Regions from separate parts of the Homo sapiens genome. Here region 2 is linked to region 1. Evidence: read pairs that join two places in POLR2A ChIA-PET (ENCODE). Cell type or tissue: PC-9. All regions are shown on one strand. Each heading gives the region's core, and the rest is flanking DNA. Links, peaks and the distances in the headings are about the cores only. Region 1 overlaps EFNA5 (ephrin A5). Region 2 has its middle 16 kb from the start of EFNA5.

What was found. ChIA-PET counts read pairs that join two places held together with the same protein. Peaks named below come from ENCODE experiments on the same cell type or tissue, not always from the same donor. Only the 100,000 strongest peaks of a DNase experiment are listed, where the experiment ranks them.
Region 2: POLR2A ChIA-PET joins it to region 1 with 11 read pairs; 4 of 35 experiments call an interaction of 5 or more read pairs at or near these places.

What each region holds. Positions count from the first base shown.
Region 1 is chr5:107,453,136-107,458,524 of GRCh38, forward strand. The region is part of intron 1 of EFNA5 (ephrin A5); the gene reads right to left. Among named protein-coding and RNA genes, the nearest start is that of EFNA5, 220 kb to the right of the region's middle. In PC-9, for the core only: no CTCF peak of the experiment used is centred there; a DNase peak (open chromatin) is centred at 2,336; H3K4me3 peaks cover 1,230 bases; H3K27ac peaks cover 3,293 bases.
Region 2 is chr5:107,684,289-107,689,677 of GRCh38, forward strand. No RefSeq gene overlaps it. Among named protein-coding and RNA genes, the nearest start is that of EFNA5, 16 kb to the left of the region's middle. In PC-9, for the core only: no CTCF peak of the experiment used is centred there; no DNase peak of the experiment used is centred there.

The DNA of each region.
Region 1 (5,389 bases), core at 300-5,299:
TTTTATTACAAAACCCTAGAACATAGTCACATTCTAGATGGAGTTCTAAAACTGACAGAATGTTCAGATAGAAAGATGTGAAGGCTATTTAGACATATTAGATATTAAAAGAATTGATAAAAATCATTGCTTTTTTATTTAAAAACTTCCTATAGTTGGTAAAGTCAGACAATGACCACCAGAATAATATAATAAATAAATCTTATATTCAGAACAAAATTTATTTCATCTGAAAAATATAAAAATGTATTATTACCAACTGGGTCTTATGTATGTCATTCTGATTTAAGTATAGCTTAAAATATGCTGAGCCTATTATATATGGGACTCTTTCTTATGCACTCTATGTATATTCATTTTACATGGGAATTAAACTCTATAAATTGAGTTCTACAAGTGCATAAGTACAGAAACAAATAGAAACCTATTTATAGGTAATTGATTTCATGATTTTTGGAGTTGACTAGGTGATTTTTAAGTGGCACTAGCAATGAGGTCTGCCAAGTTTCTACTTTTGAACATTTCTATACCTTGTGGTCTCAATTTAAAATACATGAGAAATCACAAATTCAAGCAATGCCAGAGATGAAAGGAAGACCTTAGCAGCAGCAGGTGGAGCGGAGGAGGTATTATTGAAATACTTGTTGATATGATTCAAGAGTGCTCAAGGCCATCTGATGCTAAGGGCCACAAGCAAAATCAGCAGAGGCCTAACCTGACTAATTGTCTCCCCTGATTGTGACGGTTTTGATTAGAAGAATAATCAGCTCTCAGCAGCCTGTAGGCAAAAATGCAAACTGAAGGAGTGTGAGTGTGTGTGTGTGTGTGTGTATGTGTGTGTGTGACAGATGCATAGCAGAATGAATGCCAGATCAATATTAACCCACTCTTAAAACATTAAAGGGGTTCCAATATGAACAAAAGCCAATAATTCCCTTCATAGCTAACTAGCATGAACGTTTTTCCTTCTGTCACTTTATAATTGCTTTTATACAATCTAAAGGAAATGCTGATATTCAGGCTTTCCAAAAGTCCAAATGCATTCATATTTTGTCACTGAAAATTGAAGTCATACAATTCTACAAGTCATTTTTGAGTAGTTACTTTAAAATACTTTATATTAAACTCAACAAGACATCGTTTTAAGATAAATTAGTAACATTTTTTCTTAAAGCTTTTGCTACTATTTCATCAATATGTTAATGAAAATGTATAAAAATTATACCTTTGTTTTTAAAATTAAGATTAAGAATATATATTTAATCATCCAAAGGACTACATTAAAATCAGCTGTAATCATCATTTGAAGCTTTACTTTGTGATTGTCTGCTTCTTTTTTCAGATGACCAGTCTCTCAGTTTTGTGCAAAGTATCTTAAACTTAGACTAAATGGTAATTTACTTCAATTATTATTCCTACATTAGAAAATTTTAAATCTCAAGATTTAGAAATTTAAACTTCCTGAAGTTATTAAGCTCTTAAAGGTGAAAGTTTGGGGAAATTTTATAATATGCAAATACTAACATTTTTTAGTGCCCATAAAAAAGCTAAGGTCATTTGGTTCCTGTGAGAATGTAAAATGTATACTTTATTTGCTTACAAATGTATCACATTTAGTATATTTAGATATAGGCAGGGAGGGAATGAGGAAGAATACATTTCAGAAAAAAATGTATAAATCTTTTGTAAATTGTATTTTTACTTAAACTTTCTTTCCACTGTGGCTATGAGAGAATGAGAGGGAACAAGAGCAAGAGCAAGTAGAGAGGGAAGGAAGCTTTTAGGTCTGAAGAGTTGAAACTGGGTTATTTTAAGCTCCATTCCATGAACAGAGGTGGTTTTATCTTCAGCTAAGTGTTTAAAGGCATGTGATAACACTAAATGCAGATTTCCATCTACCTGCTGGACTCAACAAAATCTCAAACCCTCAACTGGTGCCTCCAAATGTAACTGTCAGTCAGCTGATGTCAAAACCTAACGTCTTTTCCATGGCCTTACACATCTGGTCCCTGTCAGTGTCAACGAGGTTTGTTGGATGTGGTGTCATGGCAGGCAAATGATTTATATACACAGACCCAAAGATCTCAGAGCTCCTTCAGAGGATGCATTTCATCTGGTGTACTTGCCATCAACAAATGATTGACTGAAATTAAACAAAACCTTACATCCTGAAACGTGAGCATTCTCTACTCCCCCTCTTCACTCGGATCATGAATATATTTAGTTAGCCAGGGAGTTCACAAAAGACCCATGTCAACAGTCTATTAGTGAGATAGAAAAAAATGCACATTAAACACCTCCATGCTTTAGCCTCTGACCTCCTTAAGCTGGCACATTTTTAAAATTCTTTGTGGGATAAGGAATTACTAACCAGCCACACTGGAAACTCAAGAGTAGCTGGTGATCAAGTCCACCCAGCATTTTCCTTTGCAAATCTTCAGTTGAGGGAAGAAGACCTTCAGAAGTGAGTGTTGCCTTTATCAAATAAATTACCTAAAATACTGCACCAGATTAGAACAACAGCAAAAAATTCCTCATTCTTGTCTTTAACCTCTCTTATTTCATCTCCTTAGGACAATGCACAGACATGAGGCACCCAGAATGTCTCTTTCTTTGCTCTTAAAGTTTATTGTTGCAACCTGGTTATGGATAATTCTTTCCACTTTACTCAGTGTGAATTATTCTTTTTCACAAGCCTCATAATGAACTATAAAACTAACACTTTGGTCCAGTTAGCATTAGCATATGTTGAGAACAACTTTAATGCACAGCTGCCCTGACTGGGTGCAGCCAAACTTCTGATTTTGAGTGCTTCCTGCAGGAAAATGCCATCCACTACCTAGAAATGCTTCATACTCTGCTGTTGTTTGATTAACAGTTTTAGCTTTGACAGACATTAATACAATGTTAAAGATATTAATTGTCTCTTAACTTAGAACTCTTAATTGAAAAAGAATTAGGAACCTGGTGAATGGTTACAGGTCCATATTCCACATGGAGAGGGCTAATTAAGAGCTCTGGGGTGATGGGGTGGTGGCTTAGCTCCTAAAAGGAGGTGTCCATATATATCAATCTAAAGTTAATTTAACCTAAGCTAACTAGGGTGTGATTTATATTTTTATCCCAGAGCTCTAGGCCATTTCCCACAGCTCTCTCTTTTAACATGCTGAAACTTGCTTAAGCACTGAAGGAAGAAAAAAAGTAAGTAATGATTGTTTAGGTAATGTTAGGGTGGTGCAGATCAGCTCTTGAAGAAGCCAGCTGTTCATGCACTGTCATCTATCCATGCAGGCTTGTTCAAACATGCAAAGCAAGTGGGCTACAGTGCTTTCCATCTATCTAGGTAAAGGTGTAAAAAGTGGCATGTGTAGAAGCCAGCAAACAGCAGCAAAATCTTTTCAGATCTTGCTAAGCCTCTAGAGAGCTGAAAAACATTCCCTTTTAAGAGAGATGTTTTGAAACCAAGTGCTGTTGCAACTGTGCCAGTGGTTGGGGCATGTCTCTACACTAGTTGAACAAACCACACTTGTCCCAGCAAATCATCTGGCTTTGCTGCTGCTTTAGATGGGGCTGATCTATACCCTTTTGCATCTCTAATGCTCACCTCCTGTCCAGATGAGCTCTCTGGTCTAGCTTGCCCCCTTGTTCAATATGGCCATAGAAGAAATTTGGGGAAGGAAATCTGATGTTTGGGGTCTGTAAGCCCATTTCCTTTATAAATGCTATGCTACTTATCTAGTCAAAATGCATCCCAAGAATCTGCACAACCCTGAATGTTCATTCTGACCCTTAGCACAGTTGTTCTGCTAGTGTACACTGCTTCCCTTCACGCTTACTGTTGTGTTCTTAGTGGGGAGGAGTCTCTTCTTGCAGGTCAAACTCTGTACCTCTTTCCTCTTTGCCCAAGATTAGCTGGGCCCACAGGGTCACAGGCCCTCCAGTCAACCTACCAATGAACAGCCTCAGTGGCCCACTTAACTCTAATTGAAAGGCCCCTTTTGTCATTTTTAACAGATGTAAAGTGTGTGAATTTAAAATTCCAAATGCTGTTAATATACAACTCGCACAATGTTTTTTGCTTTAACATTCATTGCTGACCTGTTATGATCTAAAGTTCTCCAAAAGAAAGTTCGTGTTAATACTGCACTCCATAGAGGTGGTAGGAATAGTCTCTAGCCTGATGAAGGCACTCTAGATCCTTGACTCAGCCTCTGAAGGTCTAGGACCTCCCACAGTACCAATATCCATGAATGCTTAAGTCCCTGATATAAAAAGGCATCGCATTTGCATATAACCTATGCACATTCTCCTGTATGCTTTAAATCATCTCTAGATTTCTTATGATACCTAATACAATGTAAAAATATGTAAATCATTGTTATACTGTATTGTTTAGAGAATAATGGCAAGAAAAAAGTCTGTACATGCTCAGTACAGACACTTTTTATTTCAAATATTTTCAATCCAAGGTTGGTTGAGTCCATGGATGTGGCACCCATGTATAAGGAGGGCCGACTGTATTTACTTTACCATGTTATTTGAATAAGTTACCTAGTTTAAAAAAATAGCTAATAATAAGGAAAAGTGTGAGCAGGAGAGAGAATATGGGAATGCTCTGTACTATCTGCTCAATTTCTATAAACACACAATTGTTCTACTAATTTAAAACAAAACAGCAACAACAAAAACATAGTGATCCTCTGAATTGCTTCACATAGGAGCAGCAACTATGTTCACTTCACATATGTTAATTCGTTTGCTCCTTAAAACAACTCTAAGAAGTGGGTGTTGTTATTTTCATTTTGCAGATGTAGTAACAGACAAAGAGAGATTTTAGAACGTGTTCAAGGTTTCTATAGTGGCACCAAGATTCAAGTCCCCTTATCTCCTCTTCCAAATCCCATGCTGTTCCCTCTAAACCACACTATTTTCTACTATACGTTGATCATATCATATTTATTGTTGGGCTTGGCTACCAGTCAGAGCTAAATGTAATGCTCAATGAGAGTAAGATACTACTTTTGATATATTTGTTTTCTCTGACCTCTTTACAGTTTTTACAGTTGTTATAATTATTTGAACAGTTTCATCTGATATGCCTTTAATCAGTCATTCAAACACCTTCCCTGAGCTTTAACTATGTGCTATGTATCACCTTGGACTGTGGGGTACAAGGATGAATAGAAAATAATTCCTTTCCTCAAAGATTTCGGCCTGGTCAGGGGGACAGACCCATAAACTTGTAATTACATTTTGAGATGTAAAGGTGGGATCCCAAATATAGCCTTGGAGATAAGAAAAGGCTTACCCGAGTCAAAGTTTGAGCAGGAGTTATCTACAATTGGCAGAGGCACTCTAGATAGGATGGGCAGCATGAGGAAACCAAAAG
Region 2 (5,389 bases), core at 125-5,124, 230 kb after region 1:
TCAGGAGTTCAAAACCAGCCTGGCCAACGTGGTGAAACCCCGTCGCTACTGAAAATACAAAAAAAATTAGCTGGGCATGGTGGTGCATGCCTGTAATCCCATCTACTTGGGAGGCTGAGGCAGGAGAATTGCTTGAACCTGGGAAGCAGAGGTTGCAGTGAGCTGAGATCATGCCATTGCACTCCAGCCTGGGCAACAAGAGTGAAACTCCATCTCAAAAAAATAAATAAAGTCCAGAATGAGGGGAAAGAGTGAAGAGTTCAGAGCTGAGGATCAGACTTAGGTCTAATAGGATCATTCCAGATGCTCTTCTGAGATTCCAGGGCAAGGCAGAAGCATACAGCCCCTCAGGAGGCCTTATGTTAAAGATATAGGCTGTTCTCTAATAGTTGTTACTACCATTAATTACATTAATTATAGATAAGTTCTACATGTCAGGATTTCAAGATTACTATATACTTTTAATTCATTAATTCTTTTCTTTCCTTGGTATCACTGGACTTTGTTTTGTTTTATGTTTTTTGTTTTGAGACAGAATCTTGCTCTGTAGGCCAGGCTGGAGTGCAGTGGCTTGATCCTGGCTCACTGCAACCTGTGCCTCCCAGGTTCAAGCAAATATCCTGCCTCAGCCTCCCTAGTAGCTGGGATTACAGGCACCCACCACCACATCCGGCTAATTTTTGTATTTTTGGTAGAGATGGAGTTTCACCACATTGGCTAGGCTGATTTCGAACTCCTGACCTCAGGTGATGCGCTTGCCTTGGCCTGCCAAAATTCTGGGATTACAGATGTGAGCCGCCGCTCCCAGCCTGGTAGCACTTGACTTTGAAGCTCAACAATGTACAGTTTGGAGCTGAAGAAATGTCACTGGAGATACCTGGATATCAGTAAATGGACCTCTCCCCAGGATTTTAGCTTTAGGAGCATCCATAAATCAAGAGGGGAGATTTCAAACATCATCCTTGTCCCTTGATGTCCTAATTTAAAAAAGCAACTTTTCTGCAGCCACAAGGTAACTTAGCAGCTGGTTCCTATGCAGGTGAATTATGGCTTAAGAAATAATAAAAAGAAATTGTGAATTACTAAATGACTTACATTGAAAAAAAGCAAGAAGGGAGGAAAGATGCATGAGCATAGGGAGAGAATTTTATAATATACCTGAGTCTACTCAATGATAAATGTACATAATTAATCATACACACCATTTGGCAAATGATATTTTTAAATGATAGAGGCAATTATCTGTACAATTACATATGCACAGGAATGCATTATTTTCTGACTTTCAACAGGCAGCCTACCTTACAGAATAGGTAAAGAAGAGACTTACCTAATTTAGCATCCTACTTTGTAACCTCAATCTAATGAGGACATTTTTTAGTGATTAGAAGAGGTTGAGAAGAGGAATGTAATAATAGTAACTTCATGATTCTACTACTAATATCTTTGTGAAACTATTTAATCACTTATTGTTTCCATTTTGCACTGTAAAATATTGGTTACATATTCTCTTCCTCTCCCTCTAATGAAATATAATTTTCTAAATACCCTTTCAATGAATGTTTTAGAAACAAATTAAAAAACTTGTGGAAACAAAGAATTTTGCTACTCTCTATAAATAACATTAAAGTGAAAAATTTCAGTGACTGCAGGAAGCAATGATCTCTTTTCTAACTTGATAGAATGAATTCACACTCTGCTATTTCTTCAGCCTCGTGGTCTTATCATATAAGGCAGTGTGGTGTAGTAAAAAGAGTTCAGTTTGGAACCACACAAATGTAGTTTCAAATCTGGCTCTGCAACTAATGGTGATCCTAACCTTCAGCAACTTACTAAACATTGCTAAGCCTCAAATTCTTTCTAAAAGTGAGGCTAATCATATCAATCTTGTAAAATATGCAATGAGCAGTATATGATACAATAATTTTCAGGTATTTTGTCTAATGTTAGGGATGCAACACATATTCAATACTGTGTGTATTATTAGTGTTAAGTCCTCCTCCTCACTCAAGTTCTTTAATATCCTTCTAAAATAAATCTCAATGCCATTCTATCATTCACTCATTCTACCAATGTATATTGAGCACCATGCATACATACAAGATATCATTACATAAATAAATGAGTCATTTTGGATATAAGTAAGGAAAAGATGGATTATTCAGAAAATGGCTTGGAATGACTGGTTAGCAATTTTGATCTTTAAGTTTGATGGTCTAAAACTATGTTGTTCCATACAAAAGCTATTAGCCACATGTGACTACTGAGCATTTCAAATATGGCTATTTTAAATTGAGGTGTGCTGAAAATGTAAAATACACACAAGACTTTGAAAACCCAGTATGAAGAAAGGACTGCAAGATCTCTCATTAAAATATTTTTTGAATTGATCACATGTTGAAATGGTAATATTTTGTATATACAGTTGACTCCCAGTATCCATAGGGGATTGGCTCCAGGAACCCAGCAAATACCAAAATCTACAGATATTCAAGTCCCTTGTATAAAATAGTGTAGTGTTTGCATATAACCTAAGCACATCCTTCCATATGCATTAAATCATTTCTAGATTACTAATAATATCGAATACAATGTAAATACTATGTAAATAGTTGATATACTGAATTGTTTTTTATTTCTGTTATTTTTAATTGTTGTTTTGTTACTTTTATTTTTAAAATAAAAATAGTTTTAGTTTTAAAAACATATTTTTGATCCATGGCTGGTTGAATCCAAGGATGCTGAATCTCTGGACACAGTGGGCTAACTGTATTGGATTAAATAAAATATATTATTAAAATGAATTTTATCTCCTTTTTGCTTTTTTGATGTGATTACTAGAAAAATTAAATGCTTCTTGCCCAATTTGTGGCTTGCATCATGTTTCTATTAGGCAGTGATGGTTTCTTATAACAAGAAAGAAAGTAAGGAAAATAAAAAGAAAAGAAAAAATCTTTATTAACTAGAAGATGGAGAGAGGAGGTGGATCAAGTTGGCCAAATAAATACCTCCACTAGTTGATCACCCACACCTCCACCCCTAGGGACACCAAATTGAACAACTATCCACACAAAAAAGAACCTTCATAAGAATTAAAACTCAGGTGAGCAATCACAGTACCTGGTTTTAACATCATATTAAGGAAAGAGGCACTGAAGAGGGTAAGAAAGATAGTCTTGAATCACTTACACCACTCCTCCACCATCACCCAGCAGTGGCCATGTGGCACAGGGAATCTTGCAAGAGGGAGAGTGCAGTGACTGTATTAGAACTCAGTGCTGCCCTGGTCACAGCAGAAAGGAACATGGGCAGAGAATTTGGGCCAGCCCCAACCAGAGGCAAACTGCCCATCCCAGCAGTCAGAACCTGAGTTCTGGCTAGCCCCGCCACTACAGGCTAAAGTGCTCTGGGGTTCTAAACAAACTTGAAAGGCAATTGAGGCCACAAAGACCACAATTCCTGAGCAAGTCCTGGTGCTGTGTTGGGCTCAGAGCCAGTGGACTTGGGGGTCACACAATGTAGTGAGACACCAGCTGGGATGGCAAGGGAGTGCTTGTGTCATTCTTCCCCCAACCCCAGGCAGTGCAGCTTGCAGCTCTGGGAGAGACTTCCTCCTTCTGCTTGAGGCAACAAGAGGGGAGATTACTGAGGACTTGGTCTTGAAACTTGGATACCAGATCAGCTACAGTTGAATACGGTACGAGGCAGGGCCCTGAGGCCCTCATTCCAGGTCCTAGCTCCTGTGTGACAATTCTAGACACACCCTGGGCAGAAGGGAATCCACTGCCTTGAAAGGAAATACCCTGTCTAGGCAGGATTCATCACCTGCTGACTGAAGACTCCTTCAGCTCTGAATAATCAGCAGTGGTAGCCTGGCAGTATGCACTGCAGGCCTTGGGTGATTCTTAGAACCATGTGGTTTCAGGTGTGACCCAGCAAATTCCCAGCTGTGGTGGCTATGAAGAGAGACTCCTTCTCTTTGAGGAAATAAGAGGGAAGAGTAGAGGGGACTTTGTCTTGCAGCTTGGGTACCCGCTTAGTCACAAGTTTGTGGAATACAATAGGGTAGAACACCAAGCAGATTCCTGGGGTCCCTGATTCCAGACCCTTGCTCCTGGATGACATCTCTGCACCCACTCGCTGTCCTGAAGGGAAGAACACAAGCCTGGCTGGATTTGCCACCTGCTAATTAAAGAGCCCTTGGGCCTTGAGTGAACATAGGCAGTAGCAAGGCAGTTGACACTAAGGGTCTTGGTTGACACCCAGTTCTATGCTGGTTACAGCTCTGACCAGGCACGGTCCCAGTGGTGGTGAATATAAGAGTGCTGGGGACACCTCTCCCCCAGCTTCAAGCAGCTCGGTACAGAGAAAGACTGTTTGTTTGGGGGAAAGTAGGGGAAGAGAACAAGAATCTGCTTGATAATCCAGGGAATTCTGGATCTTCCCTAAGACCACCAAGGCAGTACCTCTATGAGTCTGCAAGAGTCACAGCATTACTGGGCTTGGGGTGGCCACTAATGCAGATATGGCTACAGTGACCAAAGACTTAGATCACAGCACCCAAGTTCTTTCAAATACTTGGAAAGCCTTCCAAAGAAGAATGAGTACAAACAACCACAAGGTGCAAAGACTATGATAAATACCTAATTCTTCAACACCCTGACACCAACGAACATCCACAAGCATGTTTACTGATGAACATCTAGGAAAACATGACCTCACCAAAGAAAATAAATAAGGCACCAGAGACCAAACCCAGAGAGACAGAGAGCTGACCTTTTAGAGAGAATTCAAAATAATTGTTTTGAGGAAGCTCAGTGAAATTCTAGGTACCACAGAGAAGGAATTCAGAATCCTATCAGATAAACTTAATAAAGAGGTTGAAATAATTTAAAAGAATCAAGCAGAAATGCTGGAGCTGAAAAATGCAGTTGACATACTGCAGAATGTATCAGAGCCTCTTAACAGCAAAGCAAAAGAAATAATTTGTGAGCTCAAAGACAGGCTATTTGAAAATACACGGTCAGAGGCAAAGATGACGAAAGAAAAAAGAATGAAGCACACCTACAGGATCTAGAAAATAGCCTCAAAAGGCAAATCTGAGTTATTGAACTTAACGAGGAGGAAGAGAAAGAGAGATCGGAGTAGAAAGTTTATTCAAAGGGATAACAACAGAGAATTTCCCAAACCTAGAGAAAGATATAAATATTTAAATACAAGAAGCTTATAGAACACCAAGCAGATTTAACCCAAGTAAGACTACCTCAAAGCATTTATTTATTAATCAAATTCCCAAAGGTCAAGGATAAAGAAAGGATCCTAAAAGCAGCAAGAAAACAAACAACAACAACAACAAAAATAACATACAAAGGAGCTCCAAAACATCTGG